Linked DNA regions of Homo sapiens: region 2 is linked to region 1. Evidence: chromatin contacts called from ENCODE Hi-C or POLR2A ChIA-PET data. All regions are on one chromosome and are shown on one strand. The core of a region is the stretch at or near the end of the contact, and the rest is flanking DNA. Distances in the headings are between cores, read along the strand shown.

The links. A loop is a pair of places that touch in the nucleus more often than their neighbours do. ChIA-PET counts read pairs that join two places held with the same protein, here RNA polymerase II (POLR2A). Pooled maps may share reads with other maps.
Region 2: a loop to region 1 is called in a map of CD4-positive, alpha-beta T cell, with 5 times the contacts of the local background. The contact joins the promoter of WASHC2A here to the promoter of TIMM23B-AGAP6 in region 1. A Hi-C loop is called at or near these places in 1 of 168 maps with a recorded cell type or tissue (CD4-positive, alpha-beta T cell) and 8 of 50 pooled maps. POLR2A ChIA-PET finds 5 or more read pairs at or near these places in 1 of 52 experiments (OCI-LY7).

The regions. Positions count from the first base shown.
Region 1 is chr10:49,938,684-49,944,268 of GRCh38, forward strand. TIMM23B-AGAP6 (TIMM23B-AGAP6 readthrough (NMD candidate)) reads left to right here and starts at 3,370. Exons shown (of 17, transcript NR_158661.1): 1 at 3,370-3,617; 2 at 4,552-4,675. PARG (poly(ADP-ribose) glycohydrolase) reads right to left here and starts at 3,344. Exons shown (of 18, transcript NM_003631.5): 1 at 2,826-3,344. The coding sequence starts at 3,042. It overlaps TIMM23B (translocase of inner mitochondrial membrane 23 homolog B), which reads left to right and starts at 3,370. Exons shown (of 7, transcript NM_001290117.2): 1 at 3,370-3,617. The coding sequence starts at 3,512. RefSeq lists an enhancer at 3,185-3,254.
Region 2 is chr10:50,065,574-50,071,158 of GRCh38, forward strand. WASHC2A (WASH complex subunit 2A) reads left to right here and starts at 2,381. Exons shown (of 31, transcript NM_001005751.3): 1 at 2,381-2,435; 2 at 2,532-2,654; 3 at 3,974-4,138. The coding sequence starts at 2,433. It also overlaps the pseudogene FAM21EP. RefSeq lists a silencer at 2,055-2,204.

The DNA.
Region 1 (5,585 bases), core at 2,120-4,619:
GCCTTAGCCTCCCAAGTAGCTGGGACTACAGGTGCATGCCCAGCAAAATTAGCGATTTCAGTCAATACAAGAAATATATCCAGGAAGATAAAGAATATAAAATTTAAAGATACTGAATAAATATCCATTTCGCTACCCCGCCTACTTGTCCTAAGATAATTATATATAAAAATTTAAATACCAAGTTCCTAAAGGAATCCCAAAAATTCAAACAATGGGCTTTTGATACAAATATAGTCTTCGAACATTCTGTTAATTGGTGTCCTGTGCCAGGTATACAGAAAACATTTAAACATGCGAAATACAGCCCCAAGTATTCATTTGGTACCTCTTCTGCAGAAATCTTAATTAAGATCCAACCAGTGAGGACTGACTGCCCTCACCCCTATTTGCAACTAACTCCTCCTCCTTTACATGCAAATAAGGTTAATGAAACCACAAATTATCCAGTCACAGAAGCTGAAGTACACCTGAACGTATACCTGAAGTTCACCTTCAGTTCTCTCTCCCCTATACCAAGTTCTCTGAAATCTACATCCTAAATTTTAAATCCATCCCTTCCTCATACCCTTTAAACACATCGCTTACTAGACAACTGCCATTTGTTTCTTGCAACTAGTCTCCCTGTCTACAGCCTTGACTATCCAGTGTTCTACAAACTACAAATGACCAGTCATTTTTCAATGAAATAACACAGACAATATAAGAATGCATCACACATAGTAAGGTTAAGTATTATTTCATGAAACATTTATTTCAGTTATAAATATGGCTTATTTGCCAGGTTACATATATTTCTTACTCTGTGTACTGGATAAAATTTATGCTGTGGGTTGCAGTTAGAAAAGTCCAAAAGCCACTTTTCTAAAATATTAACCAAATGGTATTCCCACGCTTAAAAGCTTTTTAGTGGTTTCTCCATTAACCACAGAATAAGGTTGAAATTCCTTAAAATGGAATTTGAGTTTCTTCATAAGCTCCTGTCTGCCACCCAGCCTCATCAGACACTCCTCTGTCATCTTATGCTCCAGTCTTACCAACTTTTGCATGTCTTATTTCCTCTGCATGTATAATTCTTTCTCCTCTTGATTTATACAGCAAATCTTCCTCATCCTTCAAGGCCTAGTGCAAGTCTACTTGGTACTGCCCCTAAGTATGAAGACATCTAAGTGTAGACTCTTCACCAGAGAACTGCCCGAGCTCTGCCCAGCCTCTTACACTGTTAACGAATGCATCCTTTTTGAAATGATCTCCTTTGTCTGACACAACACAAGCCAGGCTTTCCTCCCACCTCTACAGCCGCTTCTCTTCAGTCTACTCTTAAACTTTGGTGTTCCTAAGGCATCTGCCCTAGGTCACCTTTACTTTCTCTACATGTTTATGTTATCTATGCCCATAGCATCCATTATAATGTTTATGCCACGAACTCCCCAATCTACTTCTCCAGCACAGAAATATTTCTTCTCAAGTATCCCATTCTTTCATGAATCCATCCCCTTCCCTATTGCCAGCATCCAGGCCTAAGCTACAATTATTTCCAACCTAGATTAACTCCTTAACTGAGTCTTGATGCTCCACTTGAGTTCCTTTTCAATCCATTCTTTATTTTCCACACACCAGCCACACAGACTTTTCAACAAATAAATAAGTCTAATCAAGTCACTCCCCTACTAAAAACCCTTGAGTAGCTTATCAATGCCCTTAGAGTTCAAAATCCTTAGCAATGTCTACATATCCAATTTGATCTGACTTTTCTGTACCACCCTGCAGCCTCATCTCTCACACTCTCTTGCGTTCACTCTATATATCAATTGCACTCCTGTTTTTGTTTTGTTTTGTTTTGTTTTGTTTGAGGCGGAGTTTCGCTCTTGTTGCCCAGGCTGGAGTGCAATGGTGCCCTCTCGGCTCACTGCAACCTCCGCCTCCCGGATGCCAGCGATTCTCCTGCCTCACCTGCCTCAGCCTCCCGAGTAGCTGGGATTACAGTTGCCCGCCACCACGCTAGGCTAATTTTTTGTATTTTTAGCAGAGACGGGGTTTCACCATATTGGTAAGGCTGGTCTTGAGCTCCTGACCTCAGGTGATCCACCCGCCCCAGCCTCCCAAAGCTCAGGGATTACAGGCAAAACCACCGCGCCCGGCCTCGGTTGCACTCCTGAAACACTTCTTACTTCCTCTTCATCTAACTCCTACTCATTCTACAGTCCTCAGAATAAGCATCTCATCTTCTGGAGGACTATTTTCGATTCCATAAATTCAGTTAGGTAAAACAATCTGTCATTCATCTATCAGAACATCCATTACCTTTTATTATATTAACTTTTGCTATCGTCTATCTCTCCAGATAGATTTTAAGGTATGAAGGCAGAGGCCAAGTTTCTCTCGTTCAACACTGTATACCAGGGACGGGTACAATGCCAGCTTAAACTAATAGCTCTGCACCCTGGGACCCAGAATCTGAACAAGTGAAGTTGTTTTCTTCCTATCTAGAGGCTGAAGCGCCCTACTGTTTTACATACACAATTAGATCTCCTTGACGACTAAGGCAATTTCTCAATCAAACCTGAAGAAGCAAACAGGTGGTGGAGTCTCCTGCCATTTTCCGCCCTGTGAGTGACTGCTCATCAGAGTTTCTCACATCAATCGCACTGGGAAAAATGCGGCCCCATTCACCCACTAGTGGCTTTGGTAGCTCAGCAAGTGGACCTCAAGAGTGACGATGCACACAAGACCAGAAAGGAGTGACTGGAGCCCCTGGGTCCTCAGACTGAGACCAGAAGGTTCGGGCCGAGGCGAAGGACAAAGATTTTTATTTTCCCACGTACCAAGCGAGGTGGCGCTGCCTCTGTGCTGTCCCGCCCGCCCTGGGACGCAGGCTGGCGAGGACGGTGGGACCCTGAACTGCACGTGAGCGTCCTTGGGGTCGAGGACGCGCCTCTGCCTGCTGGGAAAGCTCCGGGCGTCCGAAGCAGCCGGCGAAGTTGTAGCGGCGCCCCAGCGGGGTCGCTTGGTGCAGGGTTCACAGCCGGGGCCCGCATTCATGCTGGGACCAGCAGCGCACTGTCCCCGGGCCGGCCCGGGCGGAGAGCCTCATTCACTAACCCTGAGAGAGATGGACTGCGCCTCCTTCTCAGCGCCTGCCTGCACCATTCCCTCTCTGCCGCTGCCTGCTTCTGCAATTGCTGATCCGCCGGCCTCCCAAGTCAGGCCGTAAACACTCGCCTGCCTTCCCTCTTCCACTGGCACCCCACCTGCCTCAATGCGCCGCTTTGATTCGGGATTCGTTCACTTTCCCACCACCGGAAAGCTGCCGTCAGGCGCTTCCGGCTTCCGGGGCGCACACTGCCGCAAAGCGGAAGTGTGGCGCTTAACGGGAACCGGCGCCCGGAATGTCAGCGTGTGAAGTAGGCGCTGGCAACGCGGGGTTACCCGCTGTTATTGAGGAGTAACGGCCCAGCGGACCACCCAGGCTTGAGGCAGCGGCGGGAACCACTCGGTTTGCTGCGATACCATGGAAGGAGGCGGGGGAAGCGGCGACAAAACCACAGGGGTATTGGCCGGCTTTTTCGGAGCCGGCGAAGCAGGTTACTCGCACGCGGATTTGGCTGGCGTCCCGCGTAAGTATGGGGCCTAGCTTGCGATTATTTCTGACTGGTTCTTGCGTTTACACTAAAGTTGCGCGTCCCATGTTTTATGTTGTTGGTTTTTTTTTCCTTGCTGGCGTTTACAAGCTTAAGTACCAGTGGTGGGGTTAGTGTATCTGCATGGCTGCTCTTTCAAGATAGAAAGGCCTAAAAAAGGGCCACGGATCTCCTGGGGAAGCTGTCCGTGATTGACCTGGACTCGCGAGATGATGCATGTTTTCTTAGGTTTATATCCAAGCCTCGTACGTTTTGTGTGTGGTGGGCCGTGTGATTGACCCTTAAGAGTAGAGCCCAGCTTTGGGAGTAAATGTATTCCAAATAGCAAGCCCGTAGTTAACTTTTTAGTACACAGTGACATATTCTGAGCCTCCAAGTAGCCGTAAGGGCAGAATATTCAGTAATATTGCATGTAAGTGAGAAATAAATATGACTTGGGACAGGCTAGGAAACCTTCTTTAGGAGCTAGGAAGTAAGCTGAACTTTAAAGGTGATATATAGACATGAAGAAAGAAGCCAGGTAAGAATTATAGGAAAGGAAATAGGCAACATCAAGGTATACAGAGGCATAAATATCTTGCCTTTGCCTCTCCTCGGTCTTGTGAATATGTTTTCCAGAACTTTGGTACTTTGTAACTGTGGTTGTTCAACTAGATAAATAGAACTTGGACCTAAAGATAGGCAGTTGGTCGTGGATAAAGCCTTTACGAAAGTACTTTCTTTTTAGAGAATCCTTGTAATATTTCTCTAGGTATTTTATACTAAGGAACAACAACAACGAAATATGTTCAGACTGACTCTAGTGCAAAAAAATATAAAAGACCTTTCATTTCCCTGGTGTCACCTTTGTCAAAAAACTGAATCTACAACACATGGTGTTTTGTTTCGTTTTTTTTTTGTTTGTTTTTAGAGTCAGGACCTCGTTCTGTCACCCATGTTGGGGTGCGGTGGCATGATTATAGTTCACTGAAGCCTGGCACTCCTGAGCTCAAACAATCCTCCCCTCTAAGCCTCCTAAGTAGCTGGGAATCTAGGTACGTACCACCACACCTGGCTAATTTTTAAAATTTTTTTTTTGACTTATTGTGGAGATGGGGTCTCCCTGTGTTGTCCAAGCTGGTCTCAAACTCTCGAACTCAGGCCATCCTCCTGTCTCGGCCTCCCAAAATGCTGGGATTCCTAGGCCTGAGCTACTACTTTACCTGTTTAGAACACAGTTTCATATTAATCTTAGTATTTCTGAGTTTCAGAGCACAAAGGGCATATACACTTCCTTAATGTGACAATATTGTTAAATTAATTTGATTAAGATTTGAAGGTAAATTGGGGGACCAGGGAATGAACACCATTTACTGAGCTTTTACAGTGTGCTAGCTACTTTTCTGGGGGCAGGACTATAGTGGTTTTTGTGGGTTTTTTTTTTTTTTTTTTTTTTTGAAAAGAGGACCCTTGCGCTCACAGAGCTTACATAATACTGAGGTAAACCAACAAACATAAATTAAAACATTGCCTTTAGTGATAAGTGCTGTAAAGGGAATAAAGCAGAGTCATGAGATTGTGATGGAAGCAGGATGCCATTTTAGAGCGGATTAGGGAAAACATCTCAAGGGAGTTGACATTTGAGCTGTGACCCAAATACAGTACAAATGCTTGGGAGGCAAGTATCCAGGAAAATAGCTAGTGCAAATGTCCTGAAACAAAACAAATTTGGCATGTTTAAGGAACAGCTCTTAGGCCAGTCTGTCTTCGTAGTTACAAGGGAGTTGGATCAATTGAAGCTTGTGAAATCAGAGAGGTAGGGAATGACAGCTAATGTAGGATTTTGTAAGTTATGGTAAGGAGTTTCGATTTTCTTAAGAAAAATCACGTAGTTGCTATGTAGACAGTGAATTGAAGGGGTAAGAGAAAGCAAGGAGTTAGGAAATTGTTGCTGTGAGATATGAT
Region 2 (5,585 bases), core at 1,131-3,630, 130 kb after region 1:
GTTAAGTACGTGGCCACTGAAGTTACCCATGATGGTGTTACATAAAATCCAAGTTTGGTAATTGGCTCGCCTCAATTTTACCAACCAAGTTCCAAGTTCTAAAGTGTGTATGTGTGTGTGTGCGTGCGCGCACGCACGTGTGTGTGTTTTAATCAATGTGGGGGAAATGGAAGAGGTTGGTAGATGGTGACTTAAAAATGAAGTCCCCTTAAGACTCTAAGACTGTTTTTGCAGACAGCAGTCTTAGTCTTCTTCCAGGCTGGAGTGGAGTGGTGCAATCTCGGCTGACTGCAACCTTGGTCTCAGGGGCTCAAGCAATCATTCCACCTCATTCTCCTGAGTAGCTCAAACTACAGATCTATGCCGCCATGTCCAGTTAATTTTTTTTTTTGTAGATATGGGGTTTCACCATGTTTCCCAGGCTGGTCTCGAACCGCCTTGGCCTCCCACAGTGCTGGGATTACAGGTGTGAGCCACCATGCCAGCCCAGCCTTAGTGTTAACACTGTTATAGGTTACTGTAACATATTGGCTCACAGTGTGTGTTCTCGGGTCTGCCTCTTTCCTGGTTACCTAATCATAAGTAAGTTACTTCTCCTTTCTGTACCTCAGTTTCCTCAACTATAATTTGGAAATAATATTCCCTCCCTCATAGTCATTGTGTGAATTAAATGAACAATGTATAAAATGGTAAATACTGAACACTTGATAAATGTTAGCTATTATTAAAGGAGAGACTGATATTTAAATGATTACAATACAATGTAATACCTTAGGATAAATACATAAAAAACAACTTTTTTCCTTCCTTATTTTACAGCTTTATTACTGATTTCCCTCTAAAAAGAGATCCAAATAAATGTGGAGCGACTCATTCTCATTATAGAGTAAGGAATCACAAAGTACCATAGTCACGTAACAAAAGCAAAAAAAAAAAAAAGCAATTGTTTTACCTTTCAACTGCTGATGTTATGTACAATCTATCACAAGAAGCATAGCTGTGCATTCATGAGCTGATTGTATTAACCTCTAGAATTTTAGAAACGAGCACATAGGAGGGCGTTTCAAGTATTCCTGATACTCCTTGTCATCTTCTGCGAATCTACTAGCAAACATCTCTTCAAAATTTGGAACAGCTTTGGCAGTGTCAGTCATTCCGAAATTCCCAAAGATTTGAGGCAGCTGTATTGTTTAATGTTTAGGTTGTTTAAATCCGCCAAGGGCTGTGTCTATCTAGCTCGGGCCGAACCCCGCCAGCGAGACACTAAGAGACCGCAGGAGAGGTGGCCTCTGGCCCACCACACCGTGGAACTCCAGACCACCCCAGCTCTCCAATGTAGTGGAGACCCTTCCGCTAGCCATCGAAAATAACTTAAGTCACTTAAGCTGTACTTGGGATAATCAGGTTATTTAATGAGGTGATAACTGAGGTGACTACAAAAGAAAAGTCTGGGATTGGGTGTGTGAGCAAGGTGCATGGGGACAGTGGTATGTTCTAGGTTGAAGGCTCACCCTAGGCCAAGCACCGTGGCACCTGTTTTACAATATCATAACTTTAATATCACATCCTTGCAAGATATGTAGCTTCGTTTTACTGAGGAAAGCTCAGAAAAGTTAAATAACTCGCCCTTGGGCACACATGACTGGAAAGAAATTGGGATTTTTATTTTAGTAAGTAAGTTGGTCAGGCACAAGGGCGACTCAGCAGAGGGAACTTCAAGGAAGTGTGAGACAACAGCTGGAGCCCTGAGCTGGGAGAGTGGAGGACGAATTATAAAGAGTTTTATGCCTGCCATAATGAGAAGCTTGTCCTTGAACTTGAGGGCAATGCTGAGAGTGCAAAGGACTTTAAGCAGGCCCTACACAGTGGCAGCCAAGCAGGTCATAAAGAGCAAGATGATGCCCAGGCAGATCAGGGATTCTCTATCTACAGAGCGTCCGCCTACCAGCTCCTTCACAGCAGCGGATTTTGCTGCAAGAGAAGAGGCAGCAGGCCAGGCCTTTTCCTTCGCCCACAGCGCCTACGTCGAAGGCTCCCAGGCTGGTTGCTCCACTGGCTGCTTGAGGTCCCCTCTTTCCAGACCCGCCGAACTGGCGGCCGGTGCTGTGGCCGATCCCGCGCCGCTGCCTCGGGCCTTGGGGGGCAGCGCCACCCGGCCAACCCGCCTCTGCAGCGTTCCTGGCGTCAGCCCCTATCCTCCAGCTTCCTCCGCCCCAACCTAGGGTAGAACCCCAAACTCCAGTCCCAGTCCACTTCCGCAGCTTCCTCCCCTCAGCATGGCAGGTCGGATCACGTGCGGGTTCTGTCACGTGACATCAGGTCACGTGAGGCCGGTCACGCCCCGGGCAGCTTGGCTGGGGCTAGGCTTCCGGGGCTCTGCAGTCCTCGGCGTGTGCTGGCAGCTTCGGAGCCCACCGAGCCGGGCGGCTAGGATGGTGAGGGCGCCGGGCAGGAGAGAGGCCGGCCTGGGCTGGGGCCGCCGTCCCTGCCGCCCTCAGGCTCAGCTTCTCTTCTCGTTTTTTTCGCTGCAGATGAACCGGACGACCCCCGACCAGGAGCTGGCGCCAGCGTCGGAGCCCGTGTGGGAGCGGCCGTGGTCGGTGGAGGAGATCCGCAGGAGCAGCCAGAGCTGGTCGCTGGCGGCCGACGCGGGCGTGAGAGGCGGGCCCCGGGGACGCGAGAGCGGCAGGGGTGACGCTTGGCTTGCGCGCAGGAGGGCCGGACCGCGACTGCCCCTGCACCTGGCCCGTCCCGTTGCCTGCCCTCTTAGGAACACACGCCCCGTTTAGCCCCCGAGAATGCCACCCTGGCAGTCCCCGGCCACCAGGGAGAGGGGCAGACACTGACCGTGGCCCAGACGCGACGTTCCCTTCATGGGGTTTCTGGCTCAGCTCCATCCGGAGGGGAGATCCGTTTCCGCCACACTGAGGGATTGCTCGGGCACTAGGGAGGCGATTCCTGTTGGGACCTGGACTAAATGGGGTGGGAAACAAGCCAGTATGTGGATATCCTTTAATGGGATTTTTCAAATCGGGGGCCCAAAAAGCTCAGAACTGTTGGAGTCCCAAATGAATAGGATTTTTGAATAAGAGTGGTGGTTGATTAGCTAACCCTTGGTCTGTGATCTCTGTAGATTGACAACCAAAGAGGACTTTTAAAAGGAGACAGGGTTTTGCCCTGTCGCCCAGGCTGGAGTGCAAGTGGCTTGATCTTGGCTCACTGAATCCTCTGGGGTTCAGGTGATCCTCTCACCTCAGCGTCCTGAGAAGCTGGGACTATAGGCGTCCACCACACCTGTCTGATTTGTTTATTTATTTAATTTTAGTAGAGATGGGGGTCTTGCTATGTTGCCCAGACTGGTCTGCAACTCCTGGACTCTAGCGATAACCCTGCCTCAGCCTCCCAAAGTATTGGATTACAAGCGTGAGCCACCATACCCAGTGCCAAAAAGGGATTTTAAATTTTTCCAGAAACGAGATAGGTGTCCATTAGCTCACTGCCACTCTTTTGATGAGCTTTCTTAGTGTTTTCCAATGTCACTTGGTTTTAGTACTTGTCAAACCAGCATTCCAGCCGGGCACAGTGGCTCACACCTGTAATCCTAGCACTTTGGGAGGCCGAGGTGGGCGAATCACGAGGTCAGGAGTTCGAGACCAGCCTGGCCAACATGGTGAAACCCCGTCTCTACTAAAAATACACAAAATTAGTTGGGCGTTGTGGCGGGCACCTGTAATTCCAGCTACTCGGGAGGCTGAGGCAGGAGAATCGCTTGAACGCGGGAGGTGCAGTGAGCCGAGATGGCGCCATTGTACTCCAGCCCAGGCAACAGAGTGAAACTCTCTCAAAAAAAAAAAAAGCATTTCTTTCACATTCTAACACTCAAAGGTGAAAGGAAATGGGTTCTTTTTTGATGTGACATGCAGAATAGTTACATGTAACATTGATACTACTGTATGTTTATTTTTTAAAATAGCTACTACAGTTTCTACAGGAATTCTCACAGCAAACTATCTCTAGGACCCATGAAATCAAGAAACAAGTGGACGGACTAATTCGGGAAACCAAAGCCACAGATTGTCGCCTGCATAATGTCTTCAATGACTTCCTTATGCTCTCTAATACCCAGTTCATTGAGAATGTGAGTTATTTAGTTATATTATCATTCCTTTTTTGGGAGTAGGAGATATTGTAATTTTAAATAACTTACTGTTAGGTTCCCTCCTAAATTTTGGTGGAAGTGTGGTTCTTGGTAATTGTAGCTTTTTTCTCTGGGATTAATACCTCTTTTTTATTTGTAAAGTTTTAAGTCCTTTTTTCCAAGCCTCTAAAAAAGTCTAATGATAACATTTTCTTATACTTCGGTGCTTCCATCTTTTGTCGTTTTGAGAGTAGTCAGCAATTGTGCTGAATTTTGTGGCACTCACACTGCCTTTGTTGTGGCGTGATCTGTAAGGACAGCTGTTTACCTGGTTAGACCCTCTGGACACCAGCATATGGTTTCACTTGTTGATTGGGGTCATTCTGTTCTGATAAATTATATTCAGGGGATATATATGTCTGCTTGCAATACTCTCAACTAAAGTTTATGATGGCTGAACTTACAATATGGAATCAACTGTAAACAGATTACTGAGCTTAAATCTATGTGTGATTTTTGTCTATTTACTGTTTCTTCTAGGTGGTAGGAATACATAGGTAAATTAGATAGAGCCTCTCCCTTGGCAAATAGTATAATTCCAGCATACAAAGGAAGTAAGTATGGCTGGAGCAGAGTGGAGACTTAAGAGATGAGGATGGAGAGGAAGCTTAGGTAACAGACCTGTGTTTCTCATAGGGTGTCCCAACTTTCTGAATATCAGCATTCATTTGTGGAAAAAGGATTATTAAAGTAAGCGATCTCCTGAGATTGTTAGATATAAAGTAATAAAATTTTCAGAATCACAAAATTATTTAAAAAGCCCAAGATTTAGAATAGTTAAGAGAATGCCATGTAGTCAACTTGTGCAGCATGTTTGTGCATTTTTTAATAGCTGGAGTTAAATGCCACTTCCTGTCTTTTTTTGGAGAGCTATATATAAAATAAAGACATTAATAAAGGTGTTAGAGATCTCTTTGCCAGTTATTTCCTTTAACAGCAAAGGAGTACTTATGAGTTTGAAAAATAACAAGTATTCGGCCAGGCGTGGTGGCTCATGCCTGTAATCCCAGCACTTTGGGAGGCCAAGACGGGTGGATCACCTGAGGTTGGGAGTTCGAGACCAGCCTGACCAACATGGAGAAACCCCGTCTCTACTAAAAAAATACAAAATTAGCCGGGCATGGTGGCGCATGCCTGTAATCCCAGCTACTTGGGAAGGCTGAGGCAGGAGAATCGCTTGAACCTGGGAGGCGGAGGTTGCGGTGAGCCGAGATCCTGCCATTGTACTCCAGCCTGGGCAATAAGAGCGAAACTCCGTCTCAAAAAAAAAAAAAAAGTATTCAAGTAAAATCAGTAGTTTTCTGATTGTTTACACAGAATGTCCATGCTTGGTCCTGACTATCTCACTGGAAAAGTCAGGGACTCTAGACTCAACTTCTCTGGTGTG